Linked DNA regions of Homo sapiens: region 2 is linked to region 1. A link is an interaction called in ENCODE POLR2A ChIA-PET data of the cell type or tissue named here. Cell type or tissue: endothelial cell of umbilical vein. All regions are shown on one strand. Each heading gives the region's core, and the rest is flanking DNA. Links, peaks and the distances in the headings are about the cores only. Region 1 has its middle 43 kb from the start of CFAP54. Region 2 overlaps CDK17 (cyclin dependent kinase 17).

The links. ChIA-PET counts read pairs that join two places held together with the same protein. Peaks named below come from ENCODE experiments on the same cell type or tissue, not always from the same donor. Only the 100,000 strongest peaks of a DNase experiment are listed, where the experiment ranks them.
Region 2: POLR2A ChIA-PET joins it to region 1 with 11 read pairs; 5 of 35 experiments call an interaction of 5 or more read pairs at or near these places.

The regions. Positions count from the first base shown.
Region 1 is chr12:96,441,868-96,450,383 of GRCh38, forward strand. No RefSeq gene overlaps it. Among named protein-coding and RNA genes, the nearest start is that of CFAP54, 43 kb to the right of the region's middle. In endothelial cell of umbilical vein, for the core only: no CTCF peak of the experiment used is centred there; DNase peaks (open chromatin) are centred at 4,184 and 6,664; H3K27ac peaks cover 6,184 bases.
Region 2 is chr12:96,371,850-96,380,377 of GRCh38, forward strand. All of the region lies in intron 1 of CDK17 (cyclin dependent kinase 17), which reads right to left. Among named protein-coding and RNA genes, the nearest start is that of CDK17, 24 kb to the right of the region's middle. In endothelial cell of umbilical vein, for the core only: no CTCF peak of the experiment used is centred there; DNase peaks (open chromatin) are centred at 472, 629, 3,504 and 4,252; H3K27ac peaks cover 4,956 bases.

The DNA.
Region 1 (8,516 bases), core at 517-8,516:
TGGAAGGGAGGTAATATGGTTTGGCTCTATGTACCCACCCAAATCTCATCTCAAATTGTAATCCCCACGTGTTGAGAGAGGGACCTCGTGGGAGGTGATTGGAACATGGAGGTGGTTTCCCCCTTGCTGTTTTCATGATAGTGAGTTCTCACAAGATCTAATGGTTTAAAAGTGTGACTTCCTTTGCTCTCTCTCTCCTGCCATCGTATAAGACACACCTTGCTTCCCTTTCACCTTCCACCATGATTGTAAGTTTCCTGAGGCTTCCCCAGCCATGCAAAACTGTGAGTCAATTAAACCCCCTTTCTTTATAAATTACCAAATTTCAGGTATGTCTTTATAGCATTGTGAGAACAGACTAATACAGGAGGTTTTCACTGTTTATCCTTTCAAGACTTTGCTTTTTTGACCATATGAATTCATCAAAGCAAACAAATAAAATATTTTAAAAAGTATTTGTAACACTAGAACATGATGTCTTTTCCCTAATACCTAGCACAGGGTTTGGCATTTGAAAGTGGTTCACATTTCCTAGAAAATAGAGGTTATAGCCGGGTGTGGTGGCTCACACCTGTAATCCCAGCACTTTGGGAGGCCGAGGCAGGCAGATCACCTGAGGTCGGGAGTTCGAGACCAGCCTGACCAACATGGAGAAATCCTGTCTCTACTAAAAATACAAAATTAGCAGGGTGTAGTAGTGCATGCCTGTAATCCCAGCTACTCGGGAGGCTGAGGCAGGAGAATCACTTGAACCTGGGAGGCAGAGGTTGCCGTGAGCTGAGACCACGCCATTGCATTCCAGCCTGGGCAACAGAGCGAACTCTGTCTCAAAAAAAAAAAAAGTAGAAAAAAAGAAAATAGAAGTTATATATCCATCATTCTGGAGAGAGGTACAATCCCAGGGCACTAAGAGAGAAGAGAAAAAGAAATTGAGTCCGCAAAGGAAGGAGAGCAAATAAAAAGTGGTATATGGTTTTACTGGAGACACAGCTTCACAACAAAACACCGTTGATAGTTTGGTGTCCAGAGAGGTTATAGAAATCCAGCACATCTCAGAACAGTTCATGGATAGGACAAACGACAATTTATCTGTTGGGTTCTCTCTGTCTCTGGTCTCTCTGGTCTCTCACTCATTAAAGTCCGCTCCTTTTGCCCTTCTGTGATTTCTAATGACTCCTGGAAGCTTCTGGTGAAGGCACAGCCTCCAGGGATCCCAGACAATGTGAATATACAAAGGTCCCTCTTTGTCAGGCCATGCCCTACACAGGAACTCCTTCTTCTATCACAATGATTGTGGAAACTTGTCAAGTGACTGAGGTTTGGGGGTGGGGATCAGATACTACTGAGCAATCTGGTGTGGTACGTAAATGGTTCAATACAACAAGTGCTGAGAAGGTTTTTTGTTTGTTGTTGTTGTTTTATTTTATTTATTTTATTTTATTTTGTTTTTGAGACAGAGTCTTGCTCTGTTGCCCAGGCTGGAGTGCAATGACGCGATCACAGCTCACTGCAACCTCCACCTCCCGGGTTCAAGCAATTCTCCTGCCTCAGCCTCGTGAGTAGCTGGAATTACAGGTGCGTGCCACCACACCCAGCTAATTTTTGTAGTTTTAGTAGAGATGGGGTTTCACCATGTTGGTCAGGCTGGTCTCAAACTCCTGACCTCAGGTGATCCACCCACCTCGGCCTCCCAAAGTGTTGGGATTACAGTCAGGAGCCACCACGCCCGCCCTTTTGTTGTTGTTTTAATAGACTTTATTTTTCAGAGCAATTTTAAGTTTACAGCAAAATTAAGAAGAAGGTACAGAGATTTCTCATGTACCTTCTAACTCCACACAGGTACAGCCTCCCCCACCATCAACATCCTACACTCAAATGGTATATTTGTTACAGTCAATTAAGCTATATCTGCACAGGTGCAGTCAACAAACCAGGTATCATTATCAGCCAAACTTAGAAACTTCTGTTTGCTTTTGCTTGTTTAATAACTTGGTTGATTGGTTGGTTAAAATGGTCAAGGCATTTCCTGTAAAATTATAAATCTGAGAGTCTATAAGAATTTAACCTATTTAAATTGCCCAAGCCAATAATTATTTTATTGTAGTGCAAGATCATTGTATTCCACTTAAATATATACATGGTTATGTTTGTACCTGTTTAATACTTGTGCTTTCAATAAATTAATCTAAAATATGATTGAAGACACTATATGGTCTTTATATGGTGTGAAGGCATAGAAAGAAGTAAGACATATAATCTTCCTCCTGAAATTATTACAAAATAATACAAACTTAAACAGGAATGCAAGATTTAAGAATCACTACCGCATAATAAAACAGCACAAGAGGCCGGGCGCAGTGGCTTACGCCTGTAATCCCAGCACTTTGGGAGGCTGAGGTGGGTGGATCACCTGAGGTCAGGAGTTCGAGACCAGCCTGGCCAACATGGTGAAACCCCGTCGGCACTAAAAATATAAAAATTAGCCGGGCATGGTGGCAGGCGGCTATAATCCCAGCTATTCGGGAGGCTGAGGCAGGAGAATCACTTGAACCTGGGAGGCGGAGGTTGCAGCGAGCCGAGATCGACAAACACTCCAGCCTGGGCAACAAGAGAGAAATTCCATCTCAAAAAAAAAAAAAAAAAAAAAAAAAATCAAGATGCGCTCCCTCTGTGAAGTGGTTAACGGCCAAATGAGAAATAGAGATAATAAATACTACAGTGATTGTGCAATTTCTTTGTACCCGAAGTAGTTGTGGAAGACCTAATGAAGAAGCAACTGAAACTGGACTTGAATTACAAACAAAAACAGAAATGGTGAGGACATTTAGGATGATAGCCCGGCCTAAGCCCAAGCTCCAAAAACTTGGAACACTATGTATGGACTCTTTTAAAAAAAACTTCGCCGGGTGCAGTGGCTCACACCTGCAATCCCAGCACTTTGGGAGGCCGAGGCAGGCGGATCACCTGAGCTCAGGAGTTCGAGACCAGCCTGGCCAACATGGGGAAAACCCATCTCTACTAAAAATACAAAAATTAGCTAGGTGTGGTGGGGCATGCCTGTTAATTCCAGCTACTTGGGAGGCTGAGGCAGGAGAATTGCTTGAATCCAGGAGGTGAAGGTTGCAGTGAGCTGAGATAGTGCCACTGTACTCCAGCCTGGGTGATAAGAGCAAAACTCTGTCTCAAAAAAAAATAGTGGGATAGTTTGAAATAAGTCTAGAAAGGTAGGTAGGCAATAGATAGTATAAGGCTTTCAAATTATTTGTAAAGAAACTAGAATTTTATACTAAATCAAGGAGAAGTCATTAAAATTTTTAAATAGAATGGTCATATGCCCTATTAAGAATATTTGGGGCTGGACATGGCATGGTGGCTTACGCCTGTAATCTCAGCACTTTGGGAGTCCAAGGTGGGCAGATCGCTTGAGTCCAGGAGTTTCAGACCAGCCTGGGCAACATGGTGAAACCCTGTCTCTACAAAAAAAATACAAAAAAAAAAAAAAAAATAGCCGGGTGTGGTGGTGCACACCTTTAGTCCCAGCTACTCGGGACGCTGAGTTGGGTGGACTGCCTGAGCTCAGGAAATTGAAGCTGCAGCGAGTGGAGATTGTACCACTGTACTCCAGCCTGGGCGACAGAGCCATACCCTGTCTCTAAAAGGAAAGAAAGAAAAAAGGAATATTTGGGATACAGATTCTAACAAAATGTCTTTAAAACACTCCTACCTACCACTTGACTAAATCAGAAGACATTTTTCCCATGGAAATGTCTGTGGTGAGCAGACCAAAGCCTGAAGGAACTAATTTCCCTGGAGACAGATCTTGTGTATTTCTGGAGCTTGATAGATTACCAGGGAGCTGTTTATAAATAATAGATTTTCATTCTAGGCTCTCTATATCTTACGCAGCATAAGCAGTTGAAATTCTAGTTAGCTAAGGGATTCTTAAAGGGAAAGCTCTGAAGTCTGAAGCTAGATTAGGTCAGTAGAAAACCATGAATCACTAGCCACTGAATGGAAGGTGGAGCCTTTATCAGCAGCATCTCAGAATCAAACCCCAGCACCATAACATCACATCCTCTTCGTTCTGCTATCAGTCAGATGCAACAGGAAACTGACGAAGGTACTAGGCAGTTTCCTTTCTGCTCTGACCTGACTAGTTTCCTCTGCAGCTTGCTCCAAGCTTATTGTAAAGGAAAATAATGAAATGCCAGTCAATTTCCTCCAGTTGGATTAAGCCTAGGACAAGGAAGGAAAAACAAATTTCTAAGATTAGTCAGTTTCCCCTTGCAACTATGAAGTTGGTTCAGGGCCTCCGGCTGACCCTTCTCTCAGTATTTCCCTCTCAGAGCTCAGCTTTACATCATAGGCAAGATAAAGACTTGGCAAAGTGAACAACACATATTGTGTAATTCTTATAGGAAATCTTGGGTTCATTCATGGGAAAACCATCTATACAGAAGATTGTGTTTGATAAGCATTGAAGTCTCCTTTGACGTCTAGCAAATTCATTAATTCAAGAGAGTAAAAAACAAAAACAAACCAAAAAACCTACTGATAATAGTAATTGGTATACCCAAGCAGCCAGGTTATTTTGCTCCTTTCTCAGTATGACTAACAAGGAGCTGTTTCCATGGAGAACATTTATACAAAATTAACAAGGGAATCAAGTTAGTTTAGTGAAAGAGACAGGGTTGGACTACTTCGAAGAAGTAGTTATGTCTGTGGTAACCTGGATTTTGCTGGGTATTAGAGATGCTATGGCCTGCTGAAAAATATAACTAAGAGTCTGGCATCTGAGGAATCTGACTGGCTTACTTTGTAAAAGTAATTAAACTTAACAGTGGAAGTTGCCACTTAAAATATCTTCTCAGTGAACTTAGTAATGTGGAGTAACAATACTGTATTGAAATCCACATTGAATGAGAGTTACTAATTTAGCAGATGGATGATTCTTCTTTATCACCTTCTACTTCCTGTTTCTTCTAATTTACTTACTTTTAATTTTCCCTAGTAAATTTCTGTATCTTCTGTACTTCATAGCTGTTATTAAAATAATATTCCATCAATCTTCCTTTCATACATTTGTGTGATTTTTATTTTTATGTATTTTTTTTTGAGACAGTGTCTCACTGTGTTGCCCAGGCTGGAGTGCAGTGGCGTGATCTCAGCTCACTGCAACCGCTGCCTCCCGGGTTCAAGCAATTCTCCTGCCTCAGCCTCCTGAGTAGCTGGGATTAGAGGCACGTACCACTATGCCCGGCTAATTTTTGTATTTTTAGTAGAGAAGGGGTTTCACCATGTTGACCAGGCTAATCTTGAATGCCTGGCCTCAAATGATCCTCCCACCTCGGCCTCCCAAAGTGCTAGGATTACAGGTATGGGCCACCGCGTCCGGCCTATTTTTAATATTTATACTGTAGAAACTCCTCTAGCTAAGCCATACATTGTAATTGCTGAAATTAATAGTGTAATAAAAAACAAGAAAACAAGTGTATGGAGCTTTAGAATACGAAGAGTTGATAAACAGACTGTGAGAATAAATAGGCAAGAATTCAAGGTTTCACTTTAATGGCATTTGGAGCAGCCACTGTAATAGACATCTGACAAGTAACAGATGTGTGGGGGCTGTGACATTCTCCTTTTTTTTTTTTTTTTTTTTTTTTTGGTTAAGGACTAATTATCTATTACTTTACAGACTTGCTAATATACTGTGGAGCTCCTAAAACAGCTTGGTTGATCAACCAGCAGTAGCATTATTAAACTAACAAACAAAAGAACTTGTACATGGATAAAGGTCTAATAATCTTTATTAAGGGATCTGTAGCCCTTTTTGTAACATTTACAAGAAGAATTTACCTTGTATTTTCAAAGATATATCACATATCTGAGGAAGTTAAAATAGCCCCCCCCCCTTTTTTTTTTACTTAATTAGCCTGAATCAGTAAAATGGTTTCCATGATCATCACTCCTCAACACAATTATGTCCCATTTTAATAGTGGGTTCTGGGTGAATTTGCCTTGATCAAATTTGAGGACAAAAATAGGGCATAAGATTAATTATTATTTTTATTTTTGAGATGGAGTCCTGCTCTGTCACCCAGGCTGGAGTGCAATGGTGCAATCTTGGCTCACTGCAGCCTCTGCCCCCCGGGTTCAAGCGATTCTCCTGCCTCAGCCTCCTGAGTAGCTGGGACTACAGGTGCCTGCCACCACGCCCTGCTAATTTTTGTAGTTTTAGTAGAGACGGGTTTTTGCCATGTTGGCCAGGCTGGTCTCAAACTCCCGACCTCAAGTGATCTGCCCACCTTGGCCTCCCAAAGTGCTGGGATTACAGGCATGAGCCACTGCTCCTGGCCAAGATTAATTTAATGTAGGCAAAATTTCAGCTGATCTTATATATCCAGTCAATTCAAAATATTTACCTTTTCAGAGTAAGCTATGAATATTTTATAACATATACTTTAATAGGCCTATAAAAATTATGAAAATGTCTTGGGTTTGCTTTGCTCCTACCTCCCCTGCCCTGTTCCTTATGTGTTGACGCCAAGGGTGCTCCTTAATAAACATCCTGCAAGCTATAAACTCTGTCTCAGTGCCTGCTTCCCAATGAATTCAGTCTACTACAGTGACTCTGTTTAAAAGCAGCAGTGACCACCTGGACTGTGAGTCACAGGAAAAGGATGGAGAATCGCATGTCATATGAGGAGTGACTGAAACGAGAGTGAGAAATAGGAGAGAAAAGTATAATACAATGATTAAATACATAGACTCAACTCCTAGCTTGACTATCCACTTACTGGGAGATCAAGGAAAGTGTTTTTTGTTTTGTTTTGTTTTTTTTGAGTCAGAGTCTCGCTCTGTCACCCAGGCTGGAGTGCAGTGGCGCGATCTCGGCTCACTGCAAGCTCTGCCTCCCAGGTTCAAGCCATTCTCCTGCCTCAGCCTCCCGAGTAGCTGGGATTACAGGTGACCGCCACCATGCCTGGCTAATTTTTGTATTTTTAGTAGAGACGGGGTTTCCCTATATTGGTCAGGCTGGTCTCGAACTCCTGACCTCAGGTGATCTGCCCACCTTGGCCTCCCAAAGTGCTGGGATTACAGGCATGAGTCACTGTGCCCGGCCGTTTTTGTTCTTTTTAATCCTATTTTTCTGCAGAGAATCTAGGTTTTTGTTTTGTTTTTGTTTTTTAATTCTACTTCTGCTGGGAATCTAGTTTTAATAGATAGTTATTAAATTGCAGTTTAATTTGTTAATCTATGGATTAATGTATTATCTCCCATAGGGGGCAAACTTTACTAATATTATGGAAAAAATAACTCAAAAAGTGACATAACTGTTATTACTACTGCAGAATGTGGAGACAGTGTTTGGGGACAGGTAAATCCTTCAGTAGCTTCTTTTTTTCTTTTTTCTTTCTTTTTTTGAGATAGAGTCTCACTCTGTCACTGAAGTTGGAGGGCAGTGGCAGGATATTGGCTCACTGCAACCTCCACCACCCAGGTTCAAGCAATTCTCCTGCCTCAGCCTCCCAAGTAGCTGGGATTACAGGTGCCTACCACCACACCCAGATAATTTTTTGTATTTTTAGTAGAGACAGGGTTTCACCGTGTTGGCCAGGCTGGTTTCAAACTTCTGACCTCAGGTGATCCACCTGCCTTGGCTTCCCAAAGTGCTGGGATTACAGGCATAAGCCACTGCACCAGCCTTCAGTAGCTTTTAATTGCACAATGTAGTCAACCATTTCATTTACCTATGCATGGGACTAGTCCATGAAAGTTAATAATGTTAATGGTGGTAAATGGTGTAGTACAATACTAAAGAATATCGGCTTTGACATCCAGAAGATAGGTCTCAAATTAACAACCTTATAGAACACATAATAGAACTAGAAAAACAAGAACAAACTAAACCTAAAGCTAGCAAAAGGGAAAAAAAAAACTATAATTAGAGCAGAACTAAACAAACTTGGACCAAGAAAACCATACAATGGATCAATGAAACACAAAGTTTGTTACTTGAAAGGATAAACAAGATTGAGGCTGGGCACGGTGGCTCACGCCTATAATCCCAGCACTTTGGGAGGCTGAGGTGGACGATCACCTAAGGTCAGGAGGTCAAGATCAGCCTGGTCAACATGGTGAAACCCCGTCTCTACTAAAAAATACAAAAAATTACCTGTGTGTGGTAGTGGGCGCCTGTAATCCCAGCTACTCAGGAGACTGAGGCAAGGAGAATTGCTTGAATCCGGGAGGCGGAGGTTGCAATGAGCCAAGATCATGCCACTGCACTCCAGCCTGGGCGACAGTGAGACTCCGTCTCAAAAACAACAACAACAGGCCAGGTGCGGTGGCTCACGCCTGTAATCCCAGCACTTTGGGAGGCTGAGGCGGGTGGATCATGAAGTCAGGAGATCGAGACCATCCTGGCTAACACGGTGAAACCCCGTCTCTACTAACAATACAAAAAAAAATTAGCTGGGCGTGGTGGCAGGCACCTGTCGTCCCAGCTACTCAGG
Region 2 (8,528 bases), core at 1-8,000, 71 kb before region 1:
TAAACTGCAAATCTCACAAAATCACCTACTTTCTAAATATTCATGTAGGTTTCATTAAGAATGTTCTTAGCATACTTGGCACAAGGTAAATATGAATTTGCTTATCATGTTAAAAAGAGGGGGGACGGAGAGAGAGAGACAGTGTGTGAGTGAGTGTGTGTTTGTGTGTGTGTGTGTGTGTGTGTACAACTTTCTAGTCTTTCTCTCCAAGAGGCATCTGAACTGGACAAATGCTATTTTGTCATTCTGTAATTTATGACAATAATAGTTATAACATCTTTTAAAAACTAACACTATTAAAGCCTTTATAAGACAAATTCTACTAAGTAGTGGCCAACTTTCCATGGCAACAGTAGAAGACTTGGCAACATATTAAAAATGCCAGCATTCTTCAATCTTCTGGTAAAGGTTTTCTTTGGGGGAAGAAGAGCTGTGAAGGAAAAAAATCTCCCTCTTATATGGCCAGTTAATTTCAAAGATATTGAAAAGGCCTCAAAATAGAGTCTTCCTAGGGCCGAATCAATTGATCTCAAAACTATAAAACTACCATTATCTTCAGAAAAGCTTTTTTTGTGATTTGGTGAGGGGTGGGAGGCACTCTAATCCTCCATCACATTACTTGCTAAGTGGAAAATTAGAAATTGTTCACATACCAATCCTAACAGGAAGGGAGCATAACAATGAGCCAATTTCCAAGCATACTCTATCATCTTTATAAGATCTAAGGTAAAGGCCAAATTGTAGATTTTCACCAAAACAGTAAGAAAAGGTGTACCTGAATAATCAACTGAAAAAAAATACTCCACAGCCACTTTTTTTCAGAGGTTTTCATTTTTATTTGCAGAACTCTCTATTCTTCTAATTTTACTTATTTAGGAAACCTCAGTATATTATAAATAGAAAAAATAAAGAAATTAACACAAAGTGAAGAAAAAGAGGGTAAAATATGCATATACATTACAAATGATAGCCTTTAAAAAATGTTGAAAGATTTCCTATGAGGATATAGAAAAGCATTTTAAAACAGTAATATTTGAATTAACCAGAATTCTGACAAACAGAATATTGTTTGGGCTATCTGAATTTTCCATTAGGTGAATTAAATGGATTCTAGTTAACCAAAGGATGGCTTTATGAGCCTAGATTCTCTCTTTGCTTCATTATTGCTTACTACCTATTCAGTCTTCTCAAAAGCTTAGAGGTTAACACATCACTACATTTAATTAACACCTACAGTGAAATGTTAATTATGGTACACACAACTTTGGCACTAGTGATAAAGAGTTTATAGCACATAGGAAGTTCACTTTCTTTAAGAGAAACTGAGAATAAGTCCTAGGGTAAGCCTAACCTAGGTTCAAATCCTGATTCCTTCATTTAAACACTAGAGAGACAGTGAGAAGTATGACACTGAGAAAACTGCATTTAGTTTTCTCTTCAGAGAAGGCAATTAACAGGCCAGCTGCGGTGGCTCCCAAAGTGCCTGTAATCCCAGCACTTTGGGAGGCCTAGGCAGGCGGATAACCTGAGGTCAAGAGTTGGATATCAGCCTGGCCAACATGGCGAAACCCCGTCTCTACTAAAAATACAAAAAATTAGCCGGGCGTGGTGGCAGGCACCTGTAATTGCAGCTACTAGGGAGGCTGAGGCAGGGGAATCACTTTGAACCTGGGAGGCAGAGGTTGCAGTGAGCCGAGATTGCGCCATTGCACCCCAGCCTAGGTGACAAGAGCAAAACTCCATCTCAGAAGAAAAGAGAGAGAGAGAAAAGAATTAACAATTACCTCAATGGCTGGGCACAGTGACTCACGCCTGTAATCCCAGCACTTTGGGAGGCCAAGGCGGACAGATCACAAGGTCAGGAGATCAAAACCAGCCTGACCAAGATGGTGAAACCCTGTCTCTACTAAAAATACAAAAATTAGCTGGGCGTGGTGGTGTGCCCCTGTAGTCCCAGCTACTTAGGAGGCTGGGGCAGGAGAATCGCTTGAACCTGAGAGGTGGAGGTGGCAGTGAGCCAAGATCGCGCCATTGCACTCCACCCTGGGCGACAGAGCGAAGACCACTCCACCCTGGGCGACAGAGCAAGACTCCGTCTCAAAAAAACAAAAAACAATTACTCCAAAAGGATGTGAGATCTAAATCAGAATGCATGTATTGTACCTAGCACACAGTAAGCATTTAACATATACTATTTTTGCCACTGTATACTCCCAAATTATGAACATCTGATTTATGTTCTGTATATAAAATTGCAAGCTACATATCACTAACCCTCTTTCCCCATTAACAGCCAAAATGAGAAATTAAGTAACTTTCATGGAGCAACACGGCAGCCAAATTGGTAAAATTATTTCTATGAAAATATTATCAAATTCAGATAACTAATCTGCAAACACATTTTCCCACTAGGCAATTCTTAGGTGAAGAATGTCATGAACTGAATAGTTCTGTGAACAGCCGTTATTTTGTACATGCGTAGAAAAATTGTTAAGTAAAAATTAATCTCTGGGGCCAACAGGTCATTCTTCACCTAGCCTTACAAGAACTTTGTGTTCTGACCCCACTACTTTTCAGCTCCATCTCCAGAGATACACAGTGAGTGCTTCATTGCCTCAAAGAAATTATTTGTAGCTTCTATTCCCTTAAGGTGTTTTGCTCAGGCCTCTTAACTTTGCACAAGCATATCCCTCTACCAGGAACAATTAACCCCTTCCCCTTCATCCCATTCTCTGACCTCTTGGCAAATTCTTATACTTCCTTTATAAATTTAGTCAAATGCCCCTTCTTCCTAAGAAGCAACATCAGAGATCTCAAGACTCTGTGGAAACCAGGAAAAGGGGGGAACTAATTTACTTCTCCACAGAAGTAAAGTAAGTTCAGATGGGCTGAATACCAGTCAAGCAGTAAGCTTTCAAGCAAGTGAGGTCATGAGAAGAGCCCATCAGAAATAAATGAAACAACACAATGCTACAGCCACTCCAAAGGCAGAAAGGTACATATACTTGGATCTACTGTAATGCACAAATATATTCTTGTCCATCCCAATCCTAATCCACCTAAGACTTTCTCCACATCAGCACCAGTTCATCTCAGCACTGCTGAACAGTCACACAACAGAACAGTTTGATCAGCGAACCTAAATGGGCCTCAACACTGGCCAATAATCTTACTATATTTCTCTGCTGCACTTGGTCTCCTACTCTCCCCAATGTCTACTTCAAACCATCTCCACCATCCACAATTATATGATGACCCTTTCCCTAACCCATACAGTGTGCCTGTGTGTATACATATGTACACAAAAATGAGTTAAACATAGAGCTTTCAGGTAGAAATTTCCTGAACTAACCTACACCAGTTATCTTCACTGCTCCTTGCCTATAATTATAGGAGTTTGACCAGTCCTTCATTATCCTAAACACATTTTCCTTGGCTTCTCTATAACAATATCTTGGTTTTCTTCCAACCTCTCTGGCCACTCCTCTGCAGATTTATTCCACCCCTTTACCCCACCCTCAGCCACACATACACACACACCAGTGTGGCCTAAGTCCTGGCACAAGCATTTTTCTTCTATGTTTCCTCCTTAGGCAAGCTCATTCTGGGTGGACAACATCTACACACAGTGACTCCCAAATTTCCATCTCTGATCCTAACCTTTTTTTTTTTTTTTTTTTTTGAGACAGAGTTTTGCTCTTGTTGCCTAGGCTGGAGTACAATGGCGCGATCTCAGCTCACTGCAACCTCCGCATCCTGGGCTCAGCTCACTGCAACCTCCGCATCCTGGGTTCAAGTGATTCTCCTGCCTCAGCCTCCTGAGTAGCTGGGATTACAGGCACCCACCACCACGCCTGGGTAATTTTTTGTATTTTTAGTAGAGATGGGGTTTCACGATGTTGGCCCGGCTGGTCTCAAACTCCTGACCTCAGGTGATCCACCTGCCTTGGCCTCCCAAACTGCTGGTATTACAGTGATCCTGACCTCTTTATTAAGCTGCAGACTCACCTATCCAACTGCCTACTTGGGCATGTCTGACACCTAATTGTTAAAGTCAGGCCTCATTCCCCAGGGGAAAAATTGAAAGTCAAACTATTCACCAAGAGAATGCATTGTCTTTGCAAATGAGCCTAAGAATCAGACTTTTTATAAATACATGTTCAAGTTTCTTGTGGTTCTAAATGGACACTGAGAACTGAAACTGTCTACACCAAGTTTACAATCTATATTAACTATCATTATACAGCTGTCTTCAACAACATGACTTTGCTATTCCAGGAAACTCCTGCTCAGGCAGATAAGAGCTACAAAAAACTTCATTGTTCATTTCAGGAACTTCCCAAAAAACCCATATAAACCAACATCAGACTATTCAATTTTTCAATAAATAGTAGCAAATGATTGTTCACTTTCTAAGACACTGAAAAAGCTTACCTCAAAACTCTTACCTTGGTATGTCTGTCCAATCAAACTATTATATCATGATCCTCACCTAATTCTAATAAAGCTTTGAAATACTTAAACCAGACTCCAAAACATCAATAATAAACACTCCAACTTTGATGTTCCTTTCTGGTTTGCCATTCTTATCAACACCCACATGGCCCCCTACAAATGCTTATAAGCAATATACTCAACAGATAATTTTTGGTGGTATTTTCCAGCAGCCAAAATTCCGCAGTACCACCAGACAGCTTCCCAAATGTCTGTTACAAGCTCAGTTCAGTGACACTAGTCTCATCACAAGCAATGTGGGGAAAATATTAATACTGTTATAAAAGGTTAAGATAAATCATCACCCTATATTAGGCAGTATCCACTGACACTACTGGCCAGTTTCTTAATGAGTTAAAACAGCAAACTGGCCTACTAATTAAACTTCTGAAGATTATAAAATAGAGTTTAGTAATCAGAGGACCATAAAACCAGTAGGAGTTCTAAGGAAGATGAGAAACAGATCACAGACAGGTTTAATAATCTAAAAAGGAATCCTATAAGAAACAGGATAAGGAAAAAACCAATTGATACATGAATAATCCACAATACTGATAATCAGTAGAAAAAATACTACAAAATATACAATTTAACAGTGAAAAGAAACTCTAAAGGAGTTTCCATTTACTATAATAATCATGATCAGTAATCAGAAAGTTGAGACTTCTTACTGAGAGTAAATGCCTAAGTATTTCTTTTACTATAAGTCATCTGAATCACCTATATGGCCACAACCATGCTGATGCAGGTATAACCAGAAAGCAAGGGGTAAGCATTTAAAATGCCTCAAAGATTGAGAGGAACTGAAGGATCCAAATTTTAAAATCCAAATGTGAAAAACACAACCACAAGTATTAGAAGAAAATGTGGATGAACTTCCTTATAACCTTGGAATGGTGAAGACTTTTCTAAATATATTTCAAAATCCAAAAACATAAAAGAAAAAATTACTTCACCATATAAAAGTCGAAAGTTATGCATGAAAAAACATAATCTAAAATATACATATTTGCAACCCACATCACAAATAAAGGGCTAATCTCCCAACAGAAAATTCCTGAAAACAAAGACCAATGACCTAAGAGAAAAATAAAGGACATGAGAATTCAAAGAAGGGAAAAAACGTAAAATGCCCCTTAAACATATGAAAAAATGTCCAATGTCATTGATAATGAGAAAAATACAATAACCTGAGTTAAACCAGTTCTCATCTATCAAATGCAAAACTCAAAAAGTCTGACAACACATTCAGTTGCTGAGGTTATGGGAAACAGGCCTGTTGCACATTTAGGTGGTAGTACAAAATGGCAATCTGGCAGCATCAGAATTACAGAAGCAGTTTTTTTTTTTCGTTTTTTTTTTTTTTTTGAGATGGAGTCTCGCTCTGTCGCCCAGGCTGGAGTGCAGTGGTGCGATCTCGGCTCACTGCAAGCTCCCCCTCCCGGGTTCACGCCATTCTCCTGCCTCAGCCTCCCAAGTAGCTGAGACTACAGGCGCCCGCCACTACGCCCAGCTAATTTTTTGTATTTTTAGTAGAGACAGGGTTTCACCGTGTTAGCCAGGATGGTCTTGATCTCCTGACCTCGTGATCCGCCCACCTTGGCCTCCCAAAGTGCTGGGATTACAGGCGTGAGCCACTGCGCCCGGCCCAGAAGCAGTTTTTTAAAAGTGAACTTTTAGTATCGTTTTAGATTTACAGAAAAATAGTAAAGAGTTCCCTTAAACCACACACTCAGTTTCCGCTAGTAAGATCTTACATTAGTATGGTACTTATTGGCAGGAAGTCACCTCATGTAGCTCACACTTGAAAGGTGGGGAGTTGTATTATACTTCCTTGAGGGCTGTGTATCTAATTATGCACAGATTTGTCTATTCTTCCCCCATTTATTTATTTAGTCAGTCATTTACTTCTATCAGCATGAACTCATGGATATTATTTTATACTTTGGGTTATAATTCAATATTACTTTTTTGTTGCTCAAATTATTCCAGTATTGGCTACTGGGAACTCTTTCAGTTGGCTGTGTCCCTTTGACATAACTCATTCGTGTTTTTGTTTGAATAGTTCCTTCCTTTCCAGCACTACAAGATACTCCAGGTTGATCTTACAGTTTTATTAGCTGCCCCAGTCCTAGAATCAGCCATTTCTCCACAAAGGCCTGGTTCCTTTTACTGGAGAATGGTGTTAGAAACCAAGATCTGGGCACCAGGTGTGCTCACTGCTACAGGGATATTGTTGCTTCTAGGTTCTCTCAGCTGACAGTGGAAGAAAATACTTGACCTAAAGATCTACAATTGCTTGTTCAAATAGAAAATGTTACATGTATATTGTTATTCATTTGGCATTGTAACAGCAAAAAATAGAAAACAACCCAAATAGCCACAAAGGATTGAGTGACTAAACTACGGTACATCTACATAAGAAAATACTATGAAGCTATTAAAAATAAAGATCTTTATCTAGATATGGAAAGATCTCCAGAATAAAATACACATTTGTTTGTAACTACAAAAGGAAAACACTGGAAGGATAAACAGGATACCAAAAAGTGTGGAAGGAAAATAAAGTAGCAAGCAAAGGAAGAAATAAGACTTCGTGTACATCTTTCTACATACTTGAGTTTTATCTATCCCAAAAAAATAAGTTTAATTTTAAAAAGAACTTAAAATGGTTATAATAGTGGAAGAATCTGAAGGTTCAAATACTAAGAAAGAAAAAGATATTAATTTCTGAAGCATAAATACATACTATGAGACAGAGTAGCTCAAACCTAGGGACAATTATGTACCAAAAAAATCTAAATTTAGTAAAATGGAGGTATTTCAAGTCAAACTCAGTTGAATTTAAAGTGCTGAAATGCAGTACAGCTGCTAAAATTAACATATTATCAGAACCTGTATGTAAGTTTACTGAATTACTGTTAAATGGAAAGTGATTTATGATCACCTATATTAGCAGGGAGATAAAGGCTAAAGAAATGCAGAACAATTTATAGAAACAATTAATGTTTATATTCTTGATTATAAGATATGCTGATATTTATAGTTAAACAAAAGCATCTATCATTTCTATATTTTTTAAATCTAATTTTTTTTTTTGAGACAGGGTCTCAAGTCTGTCCCCCAGGCTGGAGTGCAGTGCCATCATAGCTCACTGCAACCTCAAATTCCTGGGATTAAGCAATCCTTCCACAGGTTGAGCTTCTTGAGTAACTAGGACTGCAGGCACACATTACTATGCCTGGCTAATTTCTTAAACATTTTTTGTAGAGACGGGGATCTCACTATGTTGCCCAGGCTGGTCTCAAACTCCTGGGCTCAAGCAATCCTTTCACCTTGGCTTCCCAAATTTGCAGGAATTACAGCCATCAGCCACCGTGTCCAGAAGTAAATCTACTATTTATATCTCTTATTTCCCCAAACAAAATGGTGAAACCAATTTCTAACATATCGAAACATTTCCTCATCGGAAGATAAAAATGGCAGAGTTTCTAAATTAAACACACATTTCCAAGTGCTCCTAAGAGACAGTAAAACAATTCTCCCTGGGCGCTGTAGCTAACATCTTTAATCCCAGCACTTTGAAAGGCCAAGGCAGGAGGATCGCTTGAGCCAAGGAGTTTGAAACCAGCCTGGGCAACACAGTGAGACCCCATCTCTACAAAAAATACAAAAATTAGCTGTGCATGGTGGCACACACCTGTAGTCCCAGCTACTATGGAGGCTGAGGTGGGAGGATCACCTGAACCCAGGAGGTTGAGCCTGCAGTGAGCCATGATAGCACCAATGCACCCTAGCCTGAGAGACAGAGGCAGACTCTGTCCCCCGACCAAAAAAAAAACAAAAAAAAAACCCAAAAAAGAAAAACCAGTAATTCTCATGTCTCTGAGGTGAACCAAAAAATTACCCAAAAAAGGCACAAGTAGCTCTTTTTAGCTGGTTTTTTTTTTTTTTTTTGAGACAAAGTCTTCCCTGTTGCCCAGGCTAGAGTGCAATGGTGCGATCTCAGCTCACTGCAACCTCCGCCTCCTGGG